Regions from separate parts of the Homo sapiens genome. Here region 2 is linked to region 1. Evidence: chromatin loops called from intact Hi-C (ENCODE). Cell type or tissue: Calu3. All regions are shown on one strand. Each heading gives the region's core, and the rest is flanking DNA. Links, peaks and the distances in the headings are about the cores only.

The links. Hi-C counts contacts between places; a loop is a spot of excess contacts. Peaks named below come from ENCODE experiments on the same cell type or tissue, not always from the same donor. Only the 100,000 strongest peaks of a DNase experiment are listed, where the experiment ranks them.
Region 2: it touches region 1 in a loop (10-fold over the local background); 2 of 110 quality-filtered maps call a loop at or near these places.

Annotation. Positions count from the first base shown.
Region 1 is chr10:2,283,277-2,293,810 of GRCh38, reverse strand. No RefSeq gene overlaps it. Among named protein-coding and RNA genes, the nearest start is that of LINC00701, 27 kb to the left of the region's middle. RefSeq lists an enhancer at 2,943-3,572. In Calu3, for the core only: no CTCF peak of the experiment used is centred there; no DNase peak of the experiment used is centred there.
Region 2 is chr10:2,206,764-2,217,297 of GRCh38, reverse strand. LOC107984168 (a long non-coding RNA gene) reads right to left here and starts at 8,071. Exons shown (of 4, transcript XR_001747270.2): 1 at 7,989-8,071; 2 at 5,009-5,063. RefSeq lists enhancers at 2,449-3,648, 8,473-9,672 and a silencer at 6,816-7,016. In Calu3, for the core only: no CTCF peak of the experiment used is centred there; a DNase peak (open chromatin) is centred at 3,007.

The DNA of each region.
Region 1 (10,534 bases), core at 1,704-9,703:
ATAGGGATCACTCAAAAAGAACACATTTTTTTTTTGCAGTTGTGCCTCTACCAATATTCTGATATCTATAATCTGATGAAACACTGTTTCTGTTAAAGAAATAGAGAAAATGGAAAAGCGAAGGTTTTGCCTAGCAAAAGGGAGTCGGACTCTTACAGAGGGGCAAGCAGCTAAACTTCCCAGCCAAAGTGGCTTTCCCTGCATTGGCTGCTCTCTCTGTTTGGATCTTCCCCTTTGCTCACGTTAGTGATGGTTTAGGATGAGTGACTTGAAGCAGGTACTGCATCAGGAAGGGATTTCAGCTGCAACCCACCAAAACCAACTCAGTTCAATTAAAAGAGAACAAGACATAGTTAAAGAACTTTAAGGAGGTGCTTAGTTTTACTGGAGAATCACATTTTTCCACTCACTTTCCCACTCTACCTGAAGGACGATGTCATGCCTTCTCCTTCTTGTCAAACTTGCAACCTAAATTCATAATTTTGTGTCGATCACACACACACACACACACACACACACACACGGAAAATACAATTAAAGCCATTAGAAAAGATGCCACTAGAACATTTGTCTACTTACTTGTATCTCAGTCCACAGTTTCAGTGGAAACTTTAGTCGGCATGGTGGCTGGCGCCTGTAATCCCAGCTACTCTGGAGGCTGAGACAGGAGAATCACTTGAATCCAGGAGGCAGAGGTTGCAGTGAGCTGAGGTGGTGCCACTGCACTCCAGCCTGGGTGACAAGAGTCAAACTCTGTTTCAAAAAAAAAAACAGAAAGAAAGAAAGAAAGCCTAAAGCAGTTGTTCATAAACATACAGGGGCAGAGTCATAAACATACAGGGGCAGAGATGGGTCTTTAACATAGATAGTCTGACTCTAAATTAGTTATAAATAATTTGTTATTAAATAACACACATCTATACAAAAATTCAAAAACAGTGTGAATCTAATTGTATTTGATATCTGAATTCCAAGTGTGCTGATTTTTGTCAGTAATCAATGTGATCTGGACCCTGTTCAACATTAAGAAGCACGAACAAGATCCTCAGGTAATTACTAAATGTGAAACGATGGCAGGAAACATTTATTCCTGCCTATTGGCGGAATCTCCTCTACTAATTTCTGGACAAGGTTGACAGTTGCATAGTGATGACATCAACTGGGCTTTGGAATTTAGTTGTATGTAGGGAGAGTGCATAAAATCCAATTGCAACACTTGGACTGACTTACCCATCTCCACGAATGCCTGGACTCATTGCAGGCCCCTAGCAAGGCCTGCAGTATTCTTCTAGAATGAAATATTTTCACCACAGTCAAGCAGAATAATGCTACTAAGGATGAGGATTGAATATACTGTATCAAAATTTCTATTTTTCATGATTGAGGCTAGCAAAAAGCAAAGGACCAAATCAATTTTCTGACCTGGTAAAATGACTTCATATCCTCCCAGAAACTGAAGACATTATAAATGTAATATATTTTAAACTTTCTTACACTAAGGTGTAAGGTAGAAAATACAATTATTTTGTTGGATACTTTAAAAAAACATCATATTTTCAGTTTCTACATTAGCAAGTATTAGCATTTTAAATAAAATAAAAACAATTTTAATAAAGGACATTGGTTATAATAATCTCTTTTCTAGCTATAAAATCGAATCTGCTTTAATGCTTGCATTTATGATGCTTTTGGTGAAAAACCATGCTGCATCATGGTCAGGAAAAGAAGTGAGGAATAGCGTTTAGAATGAATAGTGTTATAAGCATTTTAGCCTCCATTCGGAAATACCGCTTATCACTTTTATGAAGATTTAGGACCAGGACTAAGAAGACTGGGTTGTGACCTTTGGGTTTGAGCTAATCACACAAACTCTTATGAAAAGTAGGGGTGATAGTTTTATCTTGTATGATAAATACACACATATTTTGCAGAGATATTGATATTCTTATTTTAATAATCACTAAATTCAGAGATGTTACATTGGCTTGAAAGCATATAACATCTATAATATTTTATAAATATATAGAATATAAAAATCTTGACTTTAATGAATTTTACTATTTAGAACCTATGCTCTTGTTAAGAATAAATGGATGTGACAAAGTTGGCAATCTCTAAATTACCTGAACCGATCACGTGAATTAGTTATAGAGAGCAATCTTTCCAGAAAGCATGACTTTCACATCTATACCACGCTATTCTATGAGGGTCTAGGTTGCTGGAAATGGCTTTAGTGGCAATTTCTTTAAGCACTTGAGGTTAATCTACTAGTATAATCAAGAACTCGTCTTTTGACACACAAATTGCCACACCGTAATGTGAATCAGGTATCTGCCTTCAGTCAGGACCATGGTCACCTGAAATGCTTGATCAAACTAGGGGGTATTTAATCGCTTCTTTTCTGGGCAGACAGCACATGGCTTTTGTAGGTTCTCAAAGGCTGGGAAACTTCCTTTGTAGATTATGTCCTTTGTCGCCACAAAATCCCTTTCATTGAGCTGTATTTTGTTCTTATTTTCTACCATGAACTTTAAATGCAGAAGTTCTCGTGAAACGATCACAGGGGTGCAAGGATTGTATATATTTATTTATTGGGGGAATTTTGCCTTCTAAAGTCGTGCCCAGTCTAAGGCCACACAGGAGGATTGCACTTGTCCTGCAGTGTTGGGGGCACTGCTCCGGGCGTCTCCAGGGCGCTCCCATCACAGTGCTCTCCTGCATGAAGGCTGCCCCTCACACTGCCCTTCTCTGACCTGGGACCCATCCTGGGCCACACAGGAGGATTGCACTTGTCCTGCAATGTTGGGGGCACTGCCCCGGGCGTCTCCAGGGCGCTCCCATCACAGTGCTCTCCTGCATGAAGGCTGCCCCTCACGCTGCCCTTCTCTGACCTGGGACCCATCCTGGGCCACACAGGAGGATTGCACTTGTCCTGCAGTGTTGGGGGCACTGCCCCGGGCGTCTCCAGGGGCTCCCATCACAGTGCTCTCCTGCATGAAGGCTGCCCCTCACGCTGCCCTTCTCCGACCTGGGGCCCACCTGGGCCACACAGGAGGATTGCACTTGTCCTGCAGTGTTGGGGGCACTGCTCCGGGCGTCTCTAGGGCGCTCCCATCACAGTGCTCTCCTGCATGAAGGCTGCCCCTCACGCTGCCCTTCTCTGACCTGGGACCCATCCTGGGCCACACAGGAGGATTGCACTTGTCCTGCAGTGTCAGGGGCGCTGCTTCTGGCATCTCCAGGGTGCACTCACATCAGGGTGCCCTCACTGCGTGCAAGCTGCACTGCACACTGCCGCTCTCTGCCCTGGGACCCATCCTGCACCACACAGGAGGATTGCATTTGTCCTGCATTGTCAGGGGCGCTGCTTCTGGCATCTCCAGGGCGTGCTCGCATCACGGTGCCCTCACTGCACGCAGGCTGCACCGCACACTGCCCCTCTCTGCCCTGGGATACATCCTGGGCCAAAGGGACGGAGACCTCCTTCTTCACAGGGCTTCCATCCTGTGTCTTCACCAGCTTTCACTCCAATGCGAGCCATGGGCATTTAGAAATGTATGACTGATTGCATTTCCTCCCTTGTTTTGGGTATCAGGAAGTTCTCCCACCTATTTATAACCAATCATCACCATTGTACGGGGTTCTACAGCCTGGATTTCTACAAATCCACTTTTCCTTTATTGCATTTCCCTTCCTCCTAACTTGTTTTATTTATATTTTGAAATCACTCTAAGTTCCCTTGAAAATGAAGCAACAAACAAAATCTAAAAGGAAAGCAACCTTGGTCAATTATTAACAGATGGTTTAAAGCGGGGTGTATATTTTTACTTAATGAAATACCTCACAATTCACTGTATCGGAGTGACTTCGAATGCATGTTACATTTACTTATTTCTCTTGGATTTTTGAATTATCTGGAATAAAGCCCCAAGTGAAACAACATGCTTCATGAAAATTCTGCAACTTTTGGGTAGATTTTTTTTTAAACAGCCGTACGGCAAACCTAGGTGTGTTGACTGCAGTTGGTCGGATGTAGGATTGGTTACATAATGTGTGAACCCACTGCAAAAGAAAAATGCAGCTTCACTTGCTGAAGACATTAAGAATTTCTTGCCCCCACCCCGGGGAGTTCTTTGTGACTGGAAGGCTCCCGTGCCCACCAAGTTGACCTTGTTCTTAGGAAGGTTCAAGTCACATTTTTCATGGAGTTTAATTTTCCTTTTTCAGTACAAGTTGTGGAAAGTGAATCTTGAGAGGACTATTTTACAGTGTGAGTGTGCAGACGGGTGTGACATTTTTCAATAGCTCAGTCTTCCACATGTGGAGCTGCAGGCAGGATGTTCACCCAGTCTGTGAGAGTGCGGCCACTGGGTTGCAGAGCGGGTGCCATTGCTCTGCTCTTAAACGACTGCTGCTGGTGACCCAGGGAACTCGATGCCAGGGTCTTCAAGCATCAGGGACACTAGGAGAACACCACACATTGTGAAAACGTGGCGGCATGACATTAATTCCATGTGTGAATTTCACACAGTCATTTAAATGGTTGGGTAGAAATGTCATCATCTGTGAACGGAGGGGAGGACTAGCCTGTTTCTAAAATCCAGCTCCCAAGGACTTCTTGGTGGTGTCGGTGAAGGAGAGAAGATCAGGTTGGGGGGTGGTGGGGCGGGGCTGGGCATGCAGTTTCCTGAAGCCCACAAGGATCCTGCCAGGGAGTGTGAGGAGCTCTGGTCAATAAGTACACTGAGGAGCCAACATGTGCTGCTTCTGCGTGGAGCCACTGACCGCATCTGTGGGCTCCTTACTCCCCTTTTTCCCCTGATGTGCTGGACTCTGGGTCATGTGTGGAGGTAGTGAAGCTGCAAGGTGAACCAGTGCTCATCATGGCCTAGAAGGAGGCAGCCTGAGCCACTGCCAGATGTCGAGCGGCCTCTGAATGATAAAACAAACCACCAAAACCGTTCTGTGTTGAACTGCTGTGATTTGGAGGTTCACTGGGGAGTTACTGGTTTGCACTGAACAGCCTGGTGGATTAGCTTCCCAGGGCTGCTGTAACAAATGACCACAAATTGGGTGACTTAAAACAACATACATTTATTATCTCACAGCTGTGAAGGCCAGAAGTCCCTCCAGGTGTGCGGGGGCTAGTCCCTTCTTAAGGACTCAGCGGGAGAATCTGTCCCATGCTTTGCTCCTAGCTTCCATGGGCTGTCAGGAGCCCTTGGCATCCTTTGGCTTGTAGACACAGCACTCCGACCTCTCCCTCCCTCTCCACGCGGGCTTTCCTCTCTATGCCTCTATGTCTCCAATCTCCCTCTCCTTTCTCCTGTACAAACAATAGTCATTGCCTTTAGAGTCCACCCCGGTCCTCTAGGATGATCTCTTCTTGAGATCCTTCATGTGATTACATCTGCAAAGACTCTATTTCCAAATAAGGGCGCATTCACCAACACCAGGCATTAGGAAATGAACGTACATATGAAGGGGCCACTCTTCAACCCATGCCCGTAGTTCGTCCTGACTGATTCAGGCCTATCCTCTGAACTAGCTCAGTTACCTCCTAAGCCTTTTCAGACTTCGGATTGAAAAAGAAACTTACATCTATGAGGTGGAAAGCCAGTGGGCCAAAGCTATTCGGGAGATGTATTATTTATAGAATTTGGAAGAAAAAAGAGCTAAGTTGGTGTAGGGGCAGGAAGGAGCTGCTCATCTTACATACTCGAAGGACAAGATTCTAATTGGCATTTGGCTGGAGACCTGGGTCTAAGGGCCAAGTGGGAGGGACTGGGTTCTTTTTTTTTTGAGACAGAGTCTTACTCTGTCACCCAGGCTGAAGTGCAGTGGCACATTCTCGTCTCACTGCAACCTCCGGGGAGGAGCTGGGTTCTTAAGAGTGTTTTTGAATTCTTATGGTCCTCGGAAAACCCTAGAAAAAGGGACAAAAAAGGGTCAAGTCTTCTACCAGTCCCTCCCATTCCAAGAATGACTGATGTCCTAACTTCACCTGACATTCTTGGGTGGAGAATTGTGATCTTTTTTATTCCAAAAATCTTTTATTCTAAGGAGTGTTACGGGTTGGTTAAATACATTTGCCAAAAAAAGCATAATAATAATATCTGAAAGAATCCACAAAAAAGAAAACTCCTGCAAACAAAAAGTGATTATAGGAAGACTGTAGAATACAAGATTGCAATATACAGAAGTCAATGGTAACTTACTCAAAAGCTATAGCAATCAAGCCAGTGTGATATTGGCTAAAGAAGAAACAAATAGATCAATGGCACGGAATAGAAAGCCCGGAAATGGACTCACACAAATAGAATCAACTGACCTCTGACCAAGAAGCAAAACCAATACAGTAGAGAAAAGATAGTCTTTTCAACAAATGGTGCTGGCACAACTGGACATCCCATGCAAAAGGAAAAAAAAAGAAAGATCTTACACCCTTTAAACATATTAACTCAAATACATCAGAGACCTAAATGTAAAATGAAAATCTATAAAATTCCTAGAAGATACAGAGGAGGAAATCTAGATGACCTTAGGTACGGCAATGACTTTTAAAATATACCACCAAAGGCAAGATCTGTAAAAAAATTAATAAGCCAGACTTCATTAAAATTAAAAACTTCTGCTATGTGGCAGATAATATCATGAGAATTAGGAGTAGTTTTTAATTTTGTTTTCTCATTGTTCAGATAGAGAGCTGGTGTCGAGAATATGCAAAGAACTTTTCATAGTGAACAATGAGAAAACAAAATTTATTTTTAAATGTGCAGGAGATCTCCTCACTAAAGAGGACATGCAGAGGGCAAAGCAACACATGAAAAGATGTTCCACATCATTGCTCTACCTCATACGTCATCAGAGAAGGACACAGTGAACAGCAATCAGGTTCATTAGCCACTACAGACCCGTTAGCATGGCCAGAATACAGAACACTGACAACGCCAGGTGCTGGTGAGGATGTGGAGCAGCAGGAACACTCATCCACTGCTGGTGGGAGATCAAAATGGCTCAGCCGCTTTGGAAGACAATTAGGCAGTTTCTCATAAAACTAAACACACTCTTAGCATGTGATCCAACAATTGCAGTCCTTGGCACTTACCTAAATAAGCTGAAAACTTGCTTCCACACAAAATCCTGTGTGAGCATGCTCATAGCAGCTTTATTCATCATTGCCAAAACTTGGAAGCCACCAAGATGCCCATCAATGGATGAATGGATAAACTGCAGTACACCCAGACAATGGGATATTCTTCTAGCTGAAAAAAGAAATGGGCTCTCAAGCCGTGAAAAAGGATGGAGAAGACTTAAATGCATGTCACTAAGTGAAGGATGGCAATCTGAAAAGCCTGCATACTATCTGATTCCAATTAAAGGGCATTCTGGAAAAAGTACAACTAGGGAGACAGTAAAAAGATCAGTGGTTGCCAGGGGTTGGGGGAAGGGAGGGGTGACTAGGAGGAGCACGGGGTTTTTAGGACAGCGATGTTTAGGGCACGTTGCATGATGTTACGGTGATGGATCTATATCGTTCTAAATTTGCCACACCCACAGGATAAGCAACCCCAAGAGTGGGCCCTCGTGTGAACTGTGGACTCTGGGGGGTGATGCTGTGTTCTGTTGGTTCATTGATTGTAACAGAGGCACCACCAAGTTGGGGACATTGATAGTGGGGGAGGCTGTACGTGTGCAGGGGCAGGGGTTAAATGGGAGCTCTCTATTACATTGAGCTTTCTGCTCAATTATTCTGTGAACTTAAAACTACTCTAAAAATAAGCCTATTAAATTTTTAAGGATCAGTAAGAATTTAGTGCCCATTACTCTAAAGAATGTGGTGTCATTGAAATACCGGCTTTTATTGTAAATCATAAAATACATAGGCAAAGAAGCAGGCATTGCCTTGTGCAGAAGAGCCCCTTCTGGGTAAAGTTCATCTGGATAGGTGCTTCCTAGGATCTCATTTTTATGTCTTATTTCCCCTAATCATAGGTTTTATGCCTCCAGATAAATCTTTTTCCATCTTTTTCTGTCTTGGCTTAAGTGTTGAATGTGGACCCAAATGTCATTTTCTCCATTTCCCAATTTCCCTTCGTCTTGGAAACAGATGATGGGCAGGCATTCTCCCACACGGTGGTTTCCTGCCTGGAAAGGTTACCCTCAGGCTTGGGACATTTGAACCCTGCATAAATAATAACTTGTAAACAAGTACTCTGCGGATAATTGCCCGAAAGCTGAACCAAGCCCTGGAGAGCCATGGCTCTCATTGCAATTTGTGCCCCTCGTTTTTCAATTTGAAAGAGCTTGTCAGATTTCCTGACACTCACACCAATGCCTCCTGGTTTCTGCTGCGGATACATTTTCATTATCCTTAATTGGTGTTAAGTACCAGCGCCCTGCCAATGATGCCTGTCACCGTGCTGGTCCGGTGTAAGTATCATTAGCTCGCCTGTTTACCCTCCCGATATGGAATAAGTTAGAAACATTACAGGAAGTGGGCTAAAAGCACTGATAACATATTTGCATTGTGTCAAATTGCCAGGCTTTGCACAAGCTAACAATTTATTTTCTCCCCATAACTGTGAATGGTACACATTTTGTGGCTTACACTGCAATTTTTGTTTAAAAGGCATTATTGCCTACAATCTCAGTTCATTTGCTGCGAGTCTGTAAATGGCCATCTTTCGTATCAAAAATTTCAGTATAAGTACTGATCGGCAGGTTAATATTATAGAAAGTACGCCCTGGGGGAGTATAAAAAGATGGTTGGATTTTAGAACCTAGTAAAATAATAGCTCTTTCCTCCAAAATGGGAATAGTTTAATCAGCAAAATGATTTCAGCAAATATGTCCCTTCCTGGCATGTCTGTTTACTTGAGTGATACTTCATCAAACTCTTACACTTTCTCATGGTGTACTTTTCTTTGTTTTGGACGTTCATATTAAATGTTATGTTGGTTTTCTAGAAACATAATGTGATTAGAAACATAATGTGACGTATCCTGCCTTGTGAATGAATGAAATAAACCTGCATATATTTGCAAGTAAAAAGCTCATCGTAGGTTCCCTTGAGTTCACCGTGAGGTAGCTCGTGGTGGAAACTCTCACAACGCAGTCTTCTAGGTACCAAACCCCATCCCTTAAGTGGGTTATGATAGCCCCTTTAATATGATTTAGTCAAAAAATTTACATAAAATGCCTTGTACATGGGATTTCCTCACATGGTCGTCATTCAAGTGATCAAATGGTGACAATGCTGATGGCTGCCAGCGACTCCAGGTCAGCCACCACCCAGAATGGGGGGCACATGTGTGCAGCCACCACCTAGCATGGGGGACGCGTGTGTGGCAGCCACCGCCCAGCATGGGGGACACATGTGTGGCAGCCCTGGCATAGCTCAGTAGGACTGGCACTGTTATCTCATTCTGCAGTCAGGAAAACCAGGGCTCAAAAGACTGATGGTGGCGCTTGAGGCTCTGGAGAAAGGCTGTGATGAACGAGGACCGGTCCCAGGCCTGCCGGGACATGCCCTGTATCCTGCCTTAACAGGCATTTCTCTACCCCTAGTGATTCTCCTCATCCATCGTAGAAAGAGGAACCCTGACGTGGGGTGAGGCAGGATCCCCTCCCCAAGTGGCGGGCTGTGTGAAGTGTGCGAGTTCTCACCCTGAACACACCCACCGCATTCCTGCCTTGCCCTCTGCCACACTAGCTGAGAGGGAGCTCTCAGAGGAGGAGGGCCACCTCCAGCAGCTATTAACCATGCCCTTCCAGGCAGGACGCTGAGGCTTGGCACAGGTTGCTGGCAGGAGGCAAGGAGTCAGTGCAAAAATAAAATAAAAAAAGGGAGTCCTTAGCAACGAGATCTCTGATAGTAATGGGTAACCCTGCCCTTGAAAATAAACTCAAAATTATTTCTGGAATCTTTTCAAAACAATTCAGTTGTTTATATTTTTGTCTGCTTAAATTGCAGGATCCTGACACACACACACATTCACCACACTGGACATACTTCACACGTACACTCATACACACAGGCGTACACACATGCATACATACACATGCACACACACCTTCACACTTCTTAACCCAGTATCCCCCAAAGTTAAGACTCCATGTCTTCTCTTCACTTTCCAGTAAAACTTTGTGAAAAAAAATTGGCCAACTTGCTAGTCTCCTATTCCTCTCCTCTCATTCTCTCTCATACCCTCTCCATCTTTTCTTTCCCCCTACCATTCTCACATGATCTTTCTTGAAAAAGTAATTAAAGTCTATTGCTGAATGCACACTTTGTCAGGCAAGACATCAAGATTTTCACAGGGAGCTCATCCCTTAATATTCTTAATAATATATAGATTGGGGATTGCTCTTAATGAATAATAAGAATAACACATATTGAGATGATTATGAATACCAAAATTCTTAATAATCTCATGTTATAAATGACGCACAGAAAGGTTAAGTAACTCTCCCAAAGTCACACCGCTAATTCAGTGCAAAGCCAAGAATTAACAAAGTCAAGGAGTCCAGC
Region 2 (10,534 bases), core at 1,641-9,640, 76 kb after region 1:
ATATAACTGCAGGTAAAGTGTCTTCTCTAGAGACTGTTACCCTTGTTCCAAGCAAACATTTCACTATCTTATTATCTGTGAGCTCAGAAAGAACTTGTTTAATATTTCATGTAAACAACCAGCTCCTGGGAGAAAGGGAAAGTCTCATGTGTGTGTGTTTACACATGTGTATGTGTGTGCGTATAACATTTTAAGTTAATAAACTTGAGGATTACAAAGTCTTTTAATGCATGGTGACACCATGTCCTCAGAAAGAAAAGCCCTAAAGAAATTTTGATGAACAAATCCACTTCATGATGACTTCTTATCATACTTTGATTTCTTCAATAAAATTTTGACCATATATATGTAGACAAAATAAGATTATTAAAAATTTCAGGAAAAAGCAATGAATATAAAATTAAATAGTATAAAATTTCTATGCTTTCAGTTTAGTAATTATTATATCAGATACACATTTAAAATTGTCTACTTTTTCATATGTTTTATAAATCTATTGAGATGATGATGTATGTTTCTACTTAACTTACTGCTAACATTATTTATAAGATTCCAGTGTGAAGCCATCTTCATTTTTCATATTCAGGTATCATTTTAATATACTGCAAGATAGAATTTCTAATAATTTAATTAAGCATTTGTCTTCATTTCATAGAGAGATGTTTACTTTTCTTCAGCAAATATCATACCTTTTGCTGTGTTAGCATCAGAGTTATGCAGTATCTCTAATAAAAACTATGTATGTATATATAACTGTAGATACCATATACACATATAATATACACACAGACACACACACATGCCTATGTATCCCATTTTTTAAGCTCAAGAAAAAAACTTAAATATCTTGCTTATATAATCAGTTTCATGAAAGTGCTGACAGCATCTGGAATTTATGCTTGGGAAGGGGTTGTTGAAGTCAGCCATTTGCAATAATTTTTATACTTGCTATTGGAGTATATATTTTTAAGTCTAATTTGAACATTAAATTGCCACTCTCTCATCTGCATTAATTTATATTTGAGTAATCTCTGTAAACATCGGGAATTCCCTTTCAAAAACCCAACAGTCTATGTTTATCTTCTCTTTTTGTTCCATGTATATATTTATATGTGTGTATTATGTTGGCATGTGTTTTTTATTTTAAAACTTTGATAAGTATGTTGTTATTATCCTAACACCAGGCTGGCAGAGTCCTTCCTTTCTTCATTGACTGATTTTTCTCTTTATTTTTTTTTTACTACTTTAATTACTGTATTTTAATAGGATGTTTTCATATTTAGTATTTCAAATCCCTTTTACTGTTCTTTTTCAACATTTTCTGGAGTAATGTTGTACATATTCTTTCTCTCTAATATTAGAGTTTGCTTACTAAGTTCCATTACAAATAACATAGCTGAATTTCTGTATTCTAGATTTTCTAGAGGGGTGATTTAAAATACCTTTATGACGTTAAGTATTTTCAATCAGGAAGATGATCTATCTTTTCATTTATGCAGGGCTGGCTTGGCGTCTTTATTTTCTCCCCCAGATTTTAAGTTTTATGGAGCTAGGGAATGAAGACCATGTCTTACTGCCTGCGCACACCATCGGTGTTGGTTGAACAAACAGAAAGAAGTGTCACGTAGGGAAGGTAGCAGTGACCATATATAACTGAGGAAGAAGCACACACTCCTTTGAGTAATTTTGCCAAGATCTCAGGCTGCTCACTGGCTGAGCTGAGATAACACGCTTGTCTCTGGATCCTCGATTAGTGCTCACTACCTCTGTAAACGCGCAGCAAGCGCGAGCTCGTGAGAAATAATAGGATAGAAGACTTCGCGTCGTAAACTAAGACCTTCCCAACATCGAATTTTTTCCATCACATTTTACAAAGCCTGACTCTTCCTTCAATTGATTCGATACGCTGCCACTGCAAGGACTGATAAACAACAATCTAGTAAAGCCTCAGCCCAAAATGCATGTAATACTTTCGAGCAAACGCACAGCCCCTGAGGTTATAGAACGTTACCGGCTCAACCCTGACCCAGACTGAGGACACTCATTCCCTCCTCATGGCTTTCAGGAGAAAGTTCTAGAGGCAGAGGGCAGCCCGAGAGTGAGGTAGGTGGGTGGGCTAGTTCTGATTTTTTGACTTTGCTGCACAAAAGAATTTGAGAGCGAGTCCAAGAGGAGGCACAGAAATGTATTGTGAAGTGAAAGCCCGCTCTGAGGCAGAACGGGCTGCTCAGAGGCAGAGGCGGCCCCTGGTGCCTCGAGGGGAATTCCTTTCATGGGAACTGCACATCCATCTTCATAAAATACTGGTGAGGTCCGGGAGGCAAAGGTGAACCTGTGGTTGGCGCACGTGCTCAGTGTCTGCCAGCTCCAACACGCACCACATGTGTCATTAGTGTAGAAAATCTCCACTTAGAGGTGTGTTTTTTACTATTAATATGAGGAAAAAAGTAGTGGCTTATTCCTCCATCAGCTTTTTCCACTGTAAGCTAAACCTTAAGCCCAGCTGCACATGCAGGACCCCAGAGAGGCCCCGACCACACCCAAGGCAGGAGTTTGTAGCTAACAGCTTCTTGGGCTTTTGGTGCTGATTGTTGGGAGATTGGGGAGGGGATTCTATCCAAAATAAGGGATCTTTGTTCTCTTTCATGGGTTGTCCCAGGTGACAGGAACTTGTAACCACCTGGTGGTCTGCTGGTATCCTGGAGGACTGCTCATCTTGCAAAAGAGCCGGGTGCGCATTCACAAGGGTGCAAGGGACGCGTGATCCACTAGGACAGGAGCCTCAGGGCTTCCACAGGGAACAAGTCAGTATGCCCTCCCTGCTTCAGGAGCAGAGGGTATGGTTGGATCCCCGTTGTAACCTCTTGCTGTCTCTGCCTTTAGTCTATACTGGGCTGCAGCCACAGTGATAGGAAAGACGTAACACAGGGCTGTTTACCCCGAGCTATCGTGCAACAGGTAGAGAAGACGGCGCCTTTCTCCAACAAGGCACCACATGCACACGTCATCACAGCAGGGCCCCCAGATCAAGTAGCGTGTGCGCATTCCTAAATGCCTACGCTAATTGGAAACTCAACACACTGATACCTTAGGTATTACCACTCAAGTTTTATCTGCAGGAAGTGCGGTAATATTGACTCATAAGTTACTCATCATCATACTAAAATTGACAAAAAGTAAGACAATGTGTTAGCAGCGTTTCTTTGCAGAATATCTAGCTTCACAAAAAAAGATAAGCTGAATCATTTGACATAGTAATTAGTAGCTTATGGCACACACTCTACATATAATGTACATATATAATTTTAAATGTACTTTTAAATGTTTTATCACAGAAATATTTGAACATCATTAAAAAAATAATAAATGAAAACTTCTGTCTTCCACCCCCTCTGAAGCATCCTTATCCCCATTTCTGTGCCCCCAAAGATAACTACTAAAATCATTTAATCATTTCTGATATTAAATCACCATGTCCCTAAGTAATAGCTTTATGCTGCTTAATATGAGAAATTATAACCAATATCCCCATGTACTGAGGACTCAGCTACTCCCCATTTTCCCCAGTTCCTCTCCAATATATAGAAATGTTACTCTTTTTAGTATTTTCCACATTCATTATTAAGACCACATGTTATTTCTTCTTCCATTATCTATAGGTACTATCTACTGATTTTTATTTTGTGATATTAATGCTCTTTTATTACTAGGCAAGCTTATAAAATTATCACCAGTTAATATCACAGAGTGTTGCTCAACTTTATATATGTATAAAAGCCCTATTATAGAAATTTCACAGGAAATAACCGTGTCTTAACAGATGGGAAAGAACGGAATACTTTTAGTCAGGGTGGGTTTTCAGATTTTGCCATATCCAAATCACCAACAAAAATGTCTGATAGTTTTTGAAGCTTCCTTGCAAAACAATCATGGTTCAGTCATTATTATTATGGTGAAACATCTTTAGCCAGCACTCTCTATCAGAACAATAAATGGGATTTAAATGGAGAGCTGTTCCCAAAGATTCCTATTTTCTGTCTCTATTTCTGTGTTTCTGAACAGTTACACTGAACAGTTCTTTGTATATTAAAAACTAGGCTATCAAAATATAATGCCAATTTAAGGTACAACAATTACTTACATTACTGTTACTGGGAGGAAAAAAAATGATGTAGTAAATTAATCTTTGTGCAGCAAAGTACTCCTTAAAATAGGTTTTCAGTGTGGATGGTAATGAACTATTGCTATCTCTATGGAACAGACATCTTGAAATAACTATGTCCAAAGTTGTTTAAAATCCGTTCCTGAAAATTTCAGTTTCAGCAAGGCAAGGAAGACTGATTTCTCACTTATAACACCAAACAGCACAAGCCTGTGATTTAGTTTTTTTCCCCAATCCTTTGCTCAATGTAGGGAGCTCCTGAATCAGCTGTGACTTTTACATGCTTTGCTGTGACCTTCCACTGATAATCATAATAATGTTTGGCTGCCAAGTACCCATCAGCTTCATAAAGTCAGCAGCCTTCAGATTCATCTCATAGCATTAATTTTACAAGTTAAAAAGACAAGCAAGACAGACGTGATGGCTTTCAGCATTATTTGCTCCCCTAAAATATTTCCTATGAACAATAAACAAACAAATCTCCAATTTGGTGAAGCTATAAACTTTCAGGCTTCAGAAAAATTAATTTAAATGGATGTGGCAGTGAGTTTGGGCTTGTAAAGATTAGGGAGACGTCTGTTGCTGTAATTGCCTGTGCGGCGCCTCCGTCACTCAGGAGTGCCCAGGCGGCAGTAACAGCGCTCATCAGAATCTAATTCTCAGATCAAATTCCCGTCTTCAACATATCCTTTAATAAGCCTTCCACTCTCCATCTTTTAGCCTTAATTATTGCTCCCTGTCTCCCTTGACAACCAAATTAAAAGGTACAGCTACAACTCCGTAATGGCAATTGTCATAATAACACTTCAAAAATCACAAGCTGCTCCGCGGCAAATCCAGGCTCACCTTGTCAAGGTTGGGTGTCTTCTGATAACTAGATTTTCTATGGATAGCTTCAGCACTGGAAGATAAGAAATACAATTATATAATCTTTTATTGATTTTTTTTTTCTTTTGCTCCCCCTTAGTATTATGTACAATTACCTGGGCAGTTTTTAGAGTGTTAAAGCTGGAAGTGGAAAATTTACAAAGATTCACTGAAGCGGAATGTTTTAACTCTTTGCTGAATACAGTTATTTTTGTTGAAAATTAAAGCCATGATAGAGAGCACGGTGAAAGACTTTTGGTTTTGACTCTGGGCTGCCTGGGTGTATCTACTGACTTTAGCTGTTGTGTGACTTTGTGAAGGTGGCATGATCTGATGCATGAACCTCCCTGTCTTTACTTGTGAATGTGAGTAAAGCAAACTATCATAGCAAAAACAGACCGATTCTACTTTTAATGTGTTATTTTCGACCATGGTTATAAACTTTTCCTTATGCTCTTCCTGAAATGACTTTGTCTTCAAGAGATATATCTACAGACTCCTTGTCTTTCCTAGTGGCATGAACTTCCCACTTTAGGTTTTATTTTCTTTGTAAGCAAAGGATTGACCTCTGATGGTTAACACTTGGAACTTTTTTTAACCACTGACTTGTCTTTTTATTGCTCCGTGGCTCTTCCCTGACCGGCACCATCTTCCATGGGCTCCTATATTTGAGGAGGTGGTTAGTGGTGATGGCTGCGACTGGCGGGTGGTGATGGCTTTTGCCGGTGGGGGTGATGGCTTTTGCTGGTAGGTGTTAGTGGCTGATGGCTGTTGCTGGTGGTAGTGGTTGAGGCTGTAGCTGGTCATGGGTGGTGATGGCTGTTGCTGTTGGGTGGTGATGGTTGTTGCTGCTGGTAGTGGTGATGGCTGTTGCTGGTGGTGGGTGGTGATGGCTGTTGCTGGTGGTGGGTGGTGATGGCTGTTGCTGGTGGTGGGTGGCAGTGGTGATGGCTGTTGTTGGTGGTAGTGGTGATGGCTGTTGCTTGTGGTGGGTGGTGATGGTTCTTTACAGTTAGTGGGGATGTTTACAGTTGTTGGCAAGGTTCTTATGAGCCATTTCACAGAGTAGCCTTGACTAAAACCACATCCTCTCACTACTCAGCTCCGTTTTTATTTTTCTCCATCATTTTCTCCTTAATGTCTTCTCCCTCACTTGTCCTGCCCATAGACTCTCAGTTTTGTAAAAACGACATCTAGGCTTCTGTAAATTCAGAATAATGTGACTGCCATCTTGCATAATTTATAGAAAGCCTTCCAGCCTCAATGAGTGATGTCTGAGGAAAAACATCTGAAGCATTTCTCAGATTTTTAAAATTTTGTATAACATTTGGTGATCTATGTAATATCACATATTCACATCATTGCAGTCATGGCTGGGCTTGACTGAATTTTTCATTTCTTGTGCAGATATTGATCATCAGAAAGGCAGTTAGAGAGAGAGCTCCTGAGACTGTAAAGGGTGTTTTCTGGAGTCACTTTTTCAGAGAGCTAATGAAGGGGTGAGCATAATCCAATGGAGATGGATTTATTTATCCAGGAAAGATGCATGAGGAGGGGAGTGGAATTTACTTTGGCACTAAGATAACAGATACAAACTAAATGGCTCTGTCAAATATTATCAGGGTGGGCCACAGTAGGAATCGTATGAGCAAAAATCTTTTAAATAGCTCACCTGACACAGCAGTCAATTTGGAATAAAAAATAGCAACGTAATTGTGGATTGCGGCTGGAAAAGTCAAGGACAGTGGAAGCAAATATGTAAGGCAGTGTTTTTGTAGATAAGGAGAGCCTGCAAGAAGGCAAGAACTCTAAACCTGGAAGCCTTTAATTACTCAGATACCAGTATTGATTGGGATAGCAACTGCTGGAAATGAGGGCCGGAGATCGGCTTGTAAAAGAAGGGCAGGGCTGTTTTCTTAAGCAGTTTATTGAACTATCTACATGGTCTCAGGCGATCCTAGCTCTAATCCTACCAAACAGGAGGAGCCTCGGGGGAGCGAAGATGTGATGAGACCTTGACTGATGAGTGGCTTCTCCTAGACAGAGATGATTTATGGTGAGAAAACACAAACAAAGGCAGGGTGAAGAAATGTCAAAGAAGATTAAAAGTTAAAGGAGAGCTCACAAGTCACTGACTGGGAAACAATTCGAAAGTGATGGGGGCGTTTAAAAATAGCCCTGTGATGACTTGAGAACTTACAAACATAGCTCCATGATAAGTGAAGAAAACGCACTGAGTGAATGCTGAGAATATCGACCATATACTGGAGATGCTTATACAGCAGCCATTTCATCTCCCTGGCCACTTATGAATTATATTCTATTTTCCACATGATTTAGAGATGAACTTGCCGATGTCCAGGAGGAATAGGAAATTTCCTTTAAGTCATAGTTAATAGCCAAGACAGGCCAGCCTTATGTTGATTAATAAAATACAAACTGCCACCATGTTAAAAAAGCTGATTTCTTAGGAAGACTTGTAAGGCCATTTTAGATATTGATATATATTGGTTATTGGATAGTTTAAGCGACCATGGTTCAAACAAAGATTCGTTTTTATCTAGGTAATTCAAACTCTAGGATTTGCATTTTCCACAAGGTCTGTGTGTTTGAGAATCAGATTGTCATAGTACATGACAGAAAATATGAAATCAGAACCCAGAGGTACTGATGTGAACCTAAGCCTCTCTAGATTCTCCTGAATGGGTTTGGGAAGCTGCCTAACCACCTGTGCTTCAGGATCCTCACCTGTAATACGGATAATAACAGGGGTTCTCGATGGCACTTTGATGAGGAATTTGTTAAGTTAATATTTATAAAGGGGTTAGGAGACTGCTTGGAATATGTGAAGTAGGTTGTAATAAATCTTTAATAATAGCAATGACTAGCCACGTGATTGCTATTTTCAAGGCTTCAAAAATGGCTTAGTGTCCAGGATGAATGTTTAATTTGCACTTACCCATTTGAAAGCAGACACGGAATTTCTTTTTTTCAGGTAATTGAAAGGATGAATAGTTGACCAGAATTAGGAGTGCACAGATCTGGGGACAAGTCCAAATTTGGCAATATGTTTCTTGCATCAACACTGGCAAATTTTCTTTCATTTCGAGCCCAAGTTACATCAAAGGCTTTTTTGATGCTCTAATAAGATAACCTATATACTCATTTATTTATTCAACAATATTTATTGCAAGGCACATGTACAAAGTATGTTCTTAAGAGCTACTGTGAATATCTATACATCTATCTACTTACTCACCTATGTATCTACTAAATTAGCTATATATATAAAAAAGAAAAAATATTTTGTATCTGTGCATTATTATAAGTATTCAAAAGGTATGAAATCTCTATGAAATTTAAACTGTGAACTAAAATAATTATGAAATTGTCAATATAAACTTATAGATGTAACAACTCCTCAGCATCTACGAATACACCCTCTGATAAAATACAAGCATGTATCACTTACACCCAAATTTAATAGTTTATTTTGATTCAAACAAGGGAGGATTTTCTATAACTAGAGGGCTTTGTGCAATATTCTGGAATGAGGTACATCTCTGGTTTTCCAAACATCTTTATCGACCCTGGATGTTAGGGGAGGCCCAGGCTGCTGCGGGCTATCAGAACGTTGTTCTGATCATTACATAGCCCCTCCAGACCATGTGCCCAGAGATTCACAGTCCCCTGATCCGGGATGGGGGTCGAGGTCTCCATTTGAAGGAAATCTGGACGTGACTCTTAGGATGTGAATGGGGCTAAAGCTCTGGTGACCTTTTCTGACAACAGCTGCATCCAAGGGTCTGGGAGATGACCAGGCACACACACATGGTCAAATGTCTTTGTGAACTCTGCAAACGTAGGATGTTTCTGTTCTTACTAAAGACCTTCCTTTGGCCATGACTTTCCCACCATCACACTTCCTTTTGTAATGGGCGTGGCTGTTTGGGAGAATTCGTTATGGGAAACTGACTTGGTAATACATTTCTTTTGAGTGAGACGTCGGTCTGTGACTTATCTGGGGTCACTTCTGAGTTCAGTTTGGTGAAGCCGCTTCCTGCTGTCTATAGGGATAGTTTCTGCCTATAGGGATAGCTCTGGCCTGTTCCTCTCTAGGTTGATTCACAGCACCAGGACCCTGGCAGCACCCACGTATTACCGGTGGCAGAGACCTGAGTTACCAGCTCAAATCCCAATGGGTTCGTAGCAACTTCAGCCCTTGTCTCCTCAGAAAAAAGAATTTGACTAATTTGACTGAGGGGCATAAAGCAGGAAAAGAGACGGAGGCAAGTTCTATGGCAGGAATGGAAGTCTACTTAAAGAGGGCTTATAACAGGAAAGAACGAAAGGTGCCCTGGCACATGAAGGTTAAAGAGAGGTCAAGTGTCCGGTTTAACCGTGATCTTAAGATTTTGATAGACTCACCCCTTTTCCATGATTCTTCCCTCAGGGTGCACTGTCCGCATGCGCAGAGCCCTCCTTGCCCTGGGAAATGCGCATGCGCAGTGTGCTTAGGGACGGACAACACAGGTCCCGCTGAGGTTTCCTTCCCGTTTCCGGTGCTGTGTACCCTCAAGATCCTACATCGCCATTTTCGTCTCTTAGTGCGCATCCACAGAAAGTTTCTTCTCCCTGAGGCCCGCATTCAATGAACATTTTGATGTTAATAGGTGTGGACCATCAGGAAAGGGCGCCTCCCCGGCACTGCTGGATTATCACCCTCAGAGAGGCAATGCAATTATTGCTGAACCATCACCCGATGTTTCTCGTGGGTGGGGGAGAGCCGTCTCCTGCCCCTCTCAGCCAGTCCAACCACCTGTCACACACGTGCGGAGCTCAGTGGCTTTCCGTGCTGGGGCACAGGCAAGACAACACGTAGAGGATGCAGAGGAAACGGGGTTAGAAATGTGCAGAGCCAGGACAGGTCCGTGGAAAACACACTCAAACCTCATGGGTCTACACCGGACATTTGGTGGAGGGGTTTTTTCTTGTTTCTTTTTTTATTTTTTTTCAAAATTGATAGTAGTCCTGGATTATTTGCAGGACATGACCAATATCACATCTATGTTATATGGAAAACAATTTATTTGTACCTATTACTAACAAACTTTAATAAGTGTGTTAGAAAAGTGGACGTGAACTTTCTACTACTTGTGTAGTAAGTGACGTTACAAATCAAAAAGAGATGAAAAAGTATGAGCCAAAAAATATAGGAAAGATGTGTTAGTGAGATATTTCAGACAATTGATACAAATACTATAATATTTTCTGGATTTTATAATTTTATGATATTCAGTATGATTTCATTTCTAACACTAAGTAGCTACCTTCCTAATTTATATTCACAATTTTGTTCTTTTTTCTTAAAGAAAATCTTCTCTAATTTATAATGTTCAGTCACTATAAAAACTAAATTCACCCCTGAAGAAAATCCAGATGATTTTAAAGCACGTTGTGCATGACTATTTGAAAAACATGCTACAGAAGAGGGGTCAGCAAACT